Regions from separate parts of the Homo sapiens genome. Here region 1 is linked to region 2. Evidence: chromatin contacts called from ENCODE Hi-C or POLR2A ChIA-PET data. All regions are on one chromosome and are shown on one strand. The core of a region is the stretch at or near the end of the contact, and the rest is flanking DNA. Distances in the headings are between cores, read along the strand shown.

Region 1 (5,027 bases), core at 1,447-3,946, 95 kb after region 2:
TACAACCACACCTTAATATCCTATGTAATCAGAGATTCTTCACAAATATCCATGTGAAAGTCCTAGGGTCAAGGACTGGCTAAGCCCAAAAAACCAGAGATAACTGAACAGACACAGCAGGAAGAAAAGAGTAAATAGCAAAGTTACTATTTATTGAACGGTGCCTGTCTTTTTTTTTGAGCTGGAGTCTCGCTCTGTCGCCAGGCTGGTGTGCAGTGCCGTGATCTCAGCTCACCGCAACCTCCACCTCCCAGGTTCAAGCGATTCTCCTGCCTCAGCCTCCTGCATAGCTGGGATTACAGGCACATGCCACCACACCTGGCTAATTTTTGTATTCTTAGTAGAGATGGGGTTTCGCCATGTTGGCCAGGATGATCTCAATCTCCTGAACTTGTGATCCACCTGCCTCAGCCTCCCAAAGTGCTGGGATTACAGGCGTGAGCCACTGTGCCTGGCCAAACAGTGCCTGTCTTAATACAGCAGGCATTATGCTAAATATATCACCTGAATTTTTACTTAATCCTCACAATAACCCTGTAGTTGCTATAATTTTTTTTTTTTTTTTTTGGAGACAAGAGTCTCTCTCTGTCACCCAGACTGGAGTACAGTGGCTCAATCTCAGCTCACTGCAACCTCCGCCTCCCCTGTTTTAGGTAATTCTCCAGCCTCAGCCACCCGAGTAGCTGGGATTATAGGCACATGCCACCAAGCCTGGCTAATTTTTGTATTTTTAGTAGAGACAGGGTTTCACCATGTTGGCCAGGATGTTCTCGATCTCCTGAACTCGCATCCACCCACCTTGGCCTCCCAAAGCGCTAGGATTACAGGCATGAGCCACCGCGCCTGGCCGAACAGTGCCTATCTTGATACAGCTGGCATTATGCTAAATATATCAGCTGAATTTTTACTTGATCCTCACAATAACCCTGTGGTTGCTACAATTTTTTTTCTTTTTTTTTTTTTTTTGAGACGGAATCTCTGTCACCCAGGCTGGAGTGCAGTGGCTCAATCTGAGCTCACCGCAACCTCCGCCTCCCCCGTTTCAAGTAATTCTCCTGCCTCAGCCTCCCAGGTAGCTAGAACTACAGGCATACGCCAACACACCCAGCTAATTTTTGTATTAGTAGAGACGGGGTTTCTCCATATTGGCCAGGCTGGTCTCCAACTCCTGACCTCCCCACCTTGGCCTCCCAAAGTGCTATAGTTGCTATAATTAATCCCATTTTACAAATGAGAAAACTGAGGCACACAGATAGCTTAAACATGTTCAGATTACATGGCTATTAAGCCATTACACAGCAGGATTAGGGTAAGAAGCCACGTCTGCCAGCCAACCCTATACTACATTAAAGTTTACAGAGCCTATCTTACGCGCTTTATCTATTTGCTACCACCCTGTGATATGATTTGAATGTTTATCCCATCTGAAACTCACGTTAAAACTTAATCCCCAATGTGGGTATTATGAGGCAGGTCTTTAAGAGGTGACTGTGTCATGACGGTTCTGCCCTCATGAATGGAACCTATTCATGGATTAATGAGTTAACGAATTTTAACGGATTATCCTGGGAGTGCGACTGGTGGCTTTATAAGAGGAAGAGACCTGAGCTAGCACACTCAGCCCCCTAACCATGTGATACTCTAGGCCACCTTGGGACTCTGCAGAGTCCCCACCAGCAAGAAGGTCCTCATTAGATGCACCCCTTGACCTTGGCCTTCCCAGCATGCAGAACTGAAAGAAATAAATTCCTTTTCTTTATAAATTACCCAGTCTTAACCAGGCCCACCCCTGGTTAAGGATGGGCAACAGGCTCACCCCTGTAATCCCAGCACTCTGGGAGGCTGAGGAGGGCGAATCACCTGAGGTCAGGAGTTTGAGACCACCCTAGGTGACAGAGTTACACTCCGTCTCAAAAATAATAATAATAATAATAAATCACCGGCCGGGCGCAGTAGCTCACACCTGTAATCCCAGCACTTTGGGTGGCCGAGGCAGGAGGATCACCTGAGGTCAGGAGTTTAAGACCAGCCTTGCCAAAATGGTGAAACCCCATCTCCACTAAAAATACAAAAAATTAGCTGGGTGTGGTGGCCGGCACCTATAATCCCAGCTACTCGGGAGGCTGAGGCAGCAAAATCGCTTGAACCCGGGGGGCGGAGGCTGCAGTGAGCCAAGATTGTGCCATTGCACTCCAGCCTGGGAGACAAGAACAAGACTCCATCTCAAAAAAAAAAAAAAAGAAGAAGAAGAAGAAGAAGAAATAAATAACCCAGTCTCAGAAATTCAGTTACTGCAACAGTAAACAGACTAAGACACCCTTATAATCCACTGTAAAGCAGGCTGTGCAGTTTGATGATCCCCAGTCTCAGAAATTCAGTTACTGCAACAGTAAACAGACTAAGACACCCTTATAATCCACTGTAAAGCAGGCTGTGCAGTTTGATGATCCTATTTTCCTAGAGAAAATAAGAGATTCAGGAAGGATGAATCATTCCCTCCCTATGGAGCAAGCAGCAGAGCTGGGTCTAGAATCCCCGTCTTTTAACTCTTCACCACTGTTTCTCCTCCTCAATATGCTTAGCTAGTGTGGTGGTTTCAAAAATATGTTCACAAATTACTTAATTTGCATCTCTTCAAAGGGCAGAACCTGAACTCTCCCTTGAGTGTGGGCTGTACCCAGTAACTCCCTTCTAACAAACGTGGCAGAAGTGGCAGTGTGAGGTCTTCTAAGGGTGTGTTATAAAAATGTAACCGCAGCTTCCTCCTTGCTCCCTCTTGATGAAGCCAGCTGACATGTTGTGAGAACATTCAAGAAGAGGTCCACAGAGCAACAGGCAAGGCCTCCTGCCAACAGCCTGGAAGCAGATCCTCCAGCCTCAGCCAAGCCTTCAAAATGACTGCAACCCTGAGCCAGAACCACCCCACTCAACTGCTTCCAAATTCTTAACCCACAGAAACTAAGATGATAAATGTTGCATTAAACCACTATGCTTCACAGTAACTTGTTATGTGGTAATAAATAGCTAATACAACTAGGGGCTGGGTGTGGTGGCTCACGCCAGTAATCCCAGCACTTTGGGAGGCCAAGGTGGGCAGATTACTTGAGGTCAGGGTATCGAGACCAGCCTGGCCAACATAGTGAAACCCAGTCTCTTACTAAAAATACAAAAATTAGCTGGCTGTGGTGGCGCACGCCTGTAATCCCAGCTACTCGGGAGGCTGAGGCAGGAGAATTGCTTGAACCCAGGAGATGGAGGTTGCATGAGCCAAGATTGCACCAGTGCACTCCAGCCTGGGTGACAGAGCGAGACTCTATCTCAAAAGAAAAAAAAAAAAGCTCTTGGCTAGTCATCAGAATTACATGATCCCTCCCTTAATTTCACACAGTAAATGCCAGTACCTCTATTGGTTAACATTCTATTCCACCTTGTGTCACTGCTAGTTGTTTACCTGCCTATCTCTGAGACTAAGTCATAAATCCCTTATTATCTAAGGTTCAATTTTCTCATCAGTAAAATGAAAGGGTTAGATTAAGTAATTGCTAAGGAACTCCCAACTCCAAAGTTCCATAAGGATGACTCTTAATTGAAAAAAGTAAGATAGCACAGTTGTAAGCTTCGACTTGGTAGTTTTAAATCTCAGCTCTACAACCTATCAGCTCTAAACAATGGGCCTGCTGCTGAACATTTCTGTGCCTCAGTTCCTCATCTGTAAAATGAGAATAATAGTGCTGTTAGAATTCTTCCAGGTAATGGTTTTGTTTTTTTGTGTTTTTTTTTGAAACAGTCTCCCTCTGTCACCCAGGCTGGAATGCAGTGGTGCAATCATGGCTCACTGCAGCCTTGACCTCCTGGGCTCAAGCAATCCTCCCATCTCAGCCTCCCAAGTAGCTGGGATTACAGGAGCGTGCCATCCAGCCCAGTTTGTTGTTGTTGTTGTTGTTGTTGTTGTTGTTGTTGTTGTTTGGTGGAGACAGGGTTTTGTCACGTTGCTCAGGCTGGTCTCAAACTCCTGAGCTCAAATGATCCGCCTTCTTTGGCCTCCCAAAGTGATGGGATTACAGACTGCCTTCAAGCAAATTCATCAGGCCCATGTTCCTGAATGCCCCAAGGTGAGCAGTAAGGAACAGAAAAACACTTTCCTTCTCCAGAAAATCCCACTCCTGAGCTGATAGGAGGGGATCTCAGAAAGAATCATCACAAAAGACAGGACAAACTAAAGAAGCTGGCAGACTTTTTTAATTCTTCCCAGTACAAACTGGAACTAGACATGCAGAGAGCCTTCCTAAAGGCAACGCCCAAATCCCACGTGAGGCCAAACTTCTCCCCAGGGAGACTGAGAGCCAATGTTCTTATCATAACACTCCTCCCCACAGTGCACCCACAGACAAGGAAGCCTGAGCAGTTGTGGCTGTCACACAACAGATGCAGCGTTCAGGCCAGAACCTTCCAGGACCTTCCTCTTTGCTGGCCCAACAGCTGCTGCATCTGCCTGGCCTTCGAGGAGCAGCCAGTATGTATGTGGCTGTGTGGAGCAAGAATGTGCCAAAATAAGCAACCAAGTCAATCAGAGATGGGTTTGGGGCTAAGTTGACATGGTAACAGGACCAGTCACAGGTCTCCCCATGTATGGTGGGACCACAGAGCCCTATGTCCTCCATTCATTCTTCTCTGGGCAGTTTCTGTCCAGGACAGCTATGGGGCAAATTCCACCTTATCCTTAAGACTCACCACCTGGGTGTGCGTGGCTCTTGCCCGGCAGCTCATCCAGCTCATCCACCCTGTACTCAGAGATGCTTTTTTCCTCCTGCACAGGCTGTGGGTCCTTTCCCCTAACGAATCACTCCAGGTAGTAGCCCACAGTCCTGGCCACAAAGGCCACAGGGTATGTAACTTAAGTAGCATAGGTAAGCATTACGATCCAAAGCACAAGCCACACATCATCAGGCAGCCTGGCACAATTTACTGGGAATCCACTCATGCATAGCAATGCAAGAGATCACACCCTGTTTTATGCAACAGTTGGG
Region 2 (4,762 bases), core at 2,020-4,519:
ACTGTCTTAGAAGGGGAACAAAATTAAGTAGTAATTTTATTGTAGTGCAACAAAATTAAGTCATTGAAAATATATTGAGCAACCAATCATGAGGCCATGGTTGAAAAGGTAAGGTTAGAGAATCTTAATTCCTGTACATCTTTATTTTAAAAAAAAACAAACAAACAAAAAAAAACAAGCCAGCCATCTGTGTTGAATGTTTTGTCACCTGTTTAGAGTGAGAGGCTTGAATCACATAACTTCTTGAAATCCTTACAAAATTTAGATTCATTAGCATAAATAGAATACCCAAATTTTCTCAGTGACTATGTCACTTAACTGCTAACATCAATGGCTCATTTAGCTGTTTCGTAAATGCTTGACTGAATATAAGAATCTATTGATGAATCTTTTACCTCGTTACAGCTGATTGTACTGATCTTTGACTTACCCACACCCAATTAACACAGAAAGTACCACAATAATACTTAACTTTTACTAGAGTAAAGACCTAAAGAACAGAGACTAGTAAGTCAACACTATCTGGAATATTCTTCAATGTCATCTATACGACATTCAGAAAGAGGCTGTTTTGAGAATTTCAAGTGAGGGTGTAAGTTAAAAGGTTCTCTTATACACTGCCAATGACAACGTAAAGATGTATCTTTCTGAAAAACAAACACTCCTTTATAAAGAGCCTTACAAATTGGCTTCACAAGTGATTCCATTTCTAAGACTCAATCAATAAAATTATGTACATCCATCCATATCATGAACTCAGTTCTATGCAACCTTTATAAATGATACTACAGATGATTATTTAATAACATAAGAAAATTTGCATATGTTAAGTATAAAATGCCAGTTTGAAAATCATTTCTCAGTATGATACTGGATTGTACGGTTGGTGATGATGTTATCGTTGAAGTACATCTGCTTGTTTTTTTTTTGTTGTTGTTGTTGTTATTGTTGTTGTTGTTTTGAGACAGAGTCTCGCCCCGTCACCCAGGCTGGAGTGCAGTGGTGTGGTCTTGGCTCGCTGTAGCCTTTGCCTACTGTGTTCAAACAATTCTCCTGCCTCAGCCTCCTGAGGAGCTGGGATTACAGGTGTACACCACCACACCCAGCTAATTTTTGTATTTTTAGTAGAGATGGGGTTTCACCATGTTGGCCAGGCTGGTCTTGAACTCCTGACCTCAGATGATCCACCCGCCTCGGCCTCCCAAAGTGCTGGGATTACAGGCATGAGCCACTGCATCTGGCCCATCTGCTTTTTATAGATCTTAGACTAAAACAAAAAATTGGCCAGAAAAAATTAATCATGGTGACTGAACTTTAATGATTAACAGCTCAGTGCCTTATCATCATTTTATCTGAAATTTCTAAAATAAATAAGCATTTAAGATATGTAGAAAAAAAGTTATGCTAAAATGATAATTAAGTTAGAGGAAAAGGTTTGGTTCTACCGGGGAAACTAATATTGTTTCTCCTTACAGATGAAAAGAGCAATGTTAATTATTTCCTTAGTATGGCTGTCAAGAAGCTTAAAGCCAATTTTGTTAGTCACCTTTACTAGTTGCACAGCAAATACCCGTATCTGCGTGTGCATCTGACTATCCTCCATCATAACCTTCTACTGTGATCTGCATTTTCTCTGACCCCCTTTTTTCTACTGCATTATAGGTAGTTATCAAACTAGTCTCAATATATTTCCTGGGGGGAGGGTAGGTGAAGGGAGGAAAAGACAGATGGAAAAGAAGGAAAAGGGAAAGGCGGGGAATAATGAGGTGGCAGTTTTGAAAACAGAACATTTTTCTACCTCCACCATTTTCAGATTATTTATAAAGCTTAAGTTCTACCATAGTGGGTACATAAATATTTACAGAACAAATCAATGATATCCAAGTTGAGAAACGCACATCTAGGCCAGGCACAGTGACTCTTGCCTGTAATCCCAGCACTTTGGGAGGCTGAGGCGGGCAGATCACCTGAGGTCAGGAGTTCAAGACCAGCCTGGCCAACATGGTGAAACCCTTTCTCTACTAAAAATACAAAAATTAGCTGGACGTGCTGGTGGGCACCTGTAATCCCAGCTACTCAGGAGGTTGAGGCAGGAGACTTGCTTGAACCTGGGAGGCAGAGGTTGCAATGAGTCAAGATTGCACTCCAGCCTGGGCGATAGTGTGAGTCCATCTCAAATTGAAAAAAAAAAAAAGAGAGAGAGCGAGAACAAGAAAAATGCACATCTGTCAGGGCTCTTCCTATTACATACAGTTAATACCTTATTGAATTTTGTACTGTTATTTTAGTATGGCTATTAGAGCAGTGATCTGCAGTGTTTGGCATGCCTCAAATGTCAGAAAAATCCAGAGACACACCTGTGAGCATCAAGATAATTTTACTTCCATTATTTCAATCTACAGCTAATGCTTAGTAATCACAGTATTTAAAAATCCCCTACAATAAGTCTGCACAAGTCTGTGGCTCACAAATTGAGAATCAATGTGCTATAGCACAGAAGAAAAATATTTACCATAGGCTGAATCTGAAGAGGAGATACTCTTATTGTTAAGGCTGTTTTGAGTTACTGTTTTGTTTCTAACTTGCACCATTATGTATGTATGTACGTACGTATGTATGTATTTTTAGAGACAGAGTCTCACTCTGTCACCCAGGCTGGAGTGCAATGGTGCGATCACAGCTCACTGTAACCTCAAACTCCCAGGCTCAAGAGATCCTCTCACCGCAGCCTCCTGAATTGTTGGGACTACAGGTACACATCACCATGCCCAACTTATTTTTAAATTATTTTGTAGAGACGGGGGTCTTGGTATGTTGCATGGGTTGGTTTTGAACTCCTGGCCTCAAGCAATCCTCCCACTCTGGTCTCCCAAAGCACTTGGATTACAGGAATGAGCCACTGTGCTCAGCCACACAAGCATTTAAAATGAAGAGATTTGACATAAAAATCCAAATGTTCAACTCGTAAAAAAAATCACAAGAGCAGGCAAAACTTGCCCGGTATTTCTACACGGCAGCAATCAGCAAGAGAGCCGATCAGCACCCACATCTAGATGGTGTCATCATCTCCAGTTTCTGTGCTCCCCACCTGGCTGTAGCCACTCATTGGACATACTCTTGGTAAGCAACTGTGTTTGTAACCTCTTTACCATACCACTCATCTTTTAAAGTAAGTTTCCCAGAAGTGCAATTATTAGTTATGTGCAATTCTTTCTAAGGAGTGCCAAAAGCTACTCACTGTAGTGTTGTCCATTAGAGTACTTAGCACTGCATGTCCAAGAAACAGAACAAATTATGCCAGGGGCCAGCCACCCACGAATGTGTCTTCCATGCAAGGTTTGTACACTGATATTCTGTACAAAACCTACATTTCTGTGCTGGCTTTGTGGCTCCCTGATTTCCAAATCACTAAGTGGCTAGTGCATAGCAGCTGCTGAAAAAAATGCTGGGTGGATGGATAACAAATAAAATCTACTAAAATTAGTCTTAATTTCTTCCAGCCCCAGTACATAAAAGATTGTTACAAAAGGAATCTGCACTATGACTGTTGAAAGTAGAGTTTTTATTGTTGCTATTGTTATTATAATAGCTGCTCACATTTGTTCAGAACCTCCCTGATAAATTCATCATAATCTACATTGCTGGAGCAGAAGAGGATCCCAAAGAGAAGAGGAAGTGCCACTGCTGACATGCAAAATTATCTTAGGTGATACTTGAAACCTGGTATTGAATTACACTGAATCAAATACTGAGGAAGTTATTCCTTTTCCGAGGTTCTTTCAATCTGTCTGGGTGTATGAGAACAACTCTCACTTTGGTGCTAACACATATTTATGTCCCTTTATGACACCTGCAAATTTAACTTCCCTTGTAAACACAGAGAGCATATGGCTCAGGCTTGGAGCCTTTATCAGACAACAGAATCTAGACAGGGTTTAACAGTCATTTTTTTTTTTAAGGCAAACAATACAGGTTCTCTATTGCTGGTGGAGACACAAAGATTCCTTTTTAAAGAAAATTAAGCTTTAAAAAGCATTAAAAGGTTTTACATTTATTTTAAGAAATTTAAAAATAAAAAAGAATGGCCGGGTGCAGTGGCTCACACCTGTAAACCCAGCACATTGGGAGTCCGAGGCAGGCAGAGCAAGAGGTCAGGAGACTGAGACCACCCTAACACAGTGAAACCCCGTCTCTACTAAAAATACAAAAAGTTAGCCAGGCGTGGTGGCACGCGCCTGTAGTCCCACCTACTCTGGAGGGGGAGGCAGGATAATTGCTTGAACCTAGGAGACAGTTGCAGTGAGCCGAGATCGTGCCACTGCACTCCATCCTGGGTGACAGAGCAAGACTCCATCTCCAAAAACAAAAAAAAAAGGAAAGCATGATATGAGGCCAGGTGCGGTGGATCACGCCTGTAATCCCAGCACTTCGGGAGGCCGAGGCAGGCGGATCACGAGGTCCAGAGTCCTACACCAGCCTGACCAATATGATGAAGCCCCATCTCTACTAAAAATACAAAAATCAGCCAGGCGTGGTGGCATGCACCTGTAATCTCAGCTACTCGGGAGGCTGAGACAGGAGAATTGCTTGAACCCGGGAGGCAGAGGTAATAGTGAGCCGAGATCATGCCATTGCACTCCAACCTGGGTAACAAGAGCGAAACTCGGTCTCAAAAAAAAAAAAAAAAAAGAAAGAAAAAAAGCACAGTGTGGAGTGCAAATGTGACAAAAAAACACCAAGGTGATACACAAAATACTAATAT

The links. Hi-C counts contacts between places; a loop is a spot of excess contacts on that map. ChIA-PET counts read pairs that join two places held with the same protein, here RNA polymerase II (POLR2A). Pooled maps may share reads with other maps.
Region 1: a map with no recorded cell type shows a loop between it and region 2 (4-fold over the local background). The contact joins two enhancer-like sites. A Hi-C loop is called at or near these places in 4 of 168 maps with a recorded cell type or tissue (B cell, CD4-positive, alpha-beta memory T cell, naive thymus-derived CD4-positive, alpha-beta T cell and 1 more), 1 of 37 single-sample maps with no recorded cell type and 9 of 50 pooled maps. POLR2A ChIA-PET finds 5 or more read pairs at or near these places in 13 of 52 experiments (CD4-positive, alpha-beta T cell, H1, HEK293T and 9 more).

Annotation. Positions count from the first base shown.
Region 1 is chr7:105,349,580-105,354,606 of GRCh38, forward strand. The region is part of intron 2 of SRPK2 (SRSF protein kinase 2); the gene reads right to left. It also overlaps the pseudogene LOC124901716. Among named protein-coding and RNA genes, the nearest start is that of SRPK2, 37 kb to the right of the region's middle. RefSeq lists an enhancer at 2,775-2,854. Within about 2 kb of position 2,697, at least 27 of the 41 ENCODE cell types and tissues checked have a DNase peak (open chromatin) inside an H3K27ac peak, as active enhancers do.
Region 2 is chr7:105,253,747-105,258,508 of GRCh38, forward strand. All of the region lies in intron 2 of SRPK2 (SRSF protein kinase 2), which reads right to left. Among named protein-coding and RNA genes, the nearest start is that of SRPK2, 130 kb to the right of the region's middle. Within about 2 kb of position 3,270, at least 3 of the 41 ENCODE cell types and tissues checked have a DNase peak (open chromatin) inside an H3K27ac peak, as active enhancers do.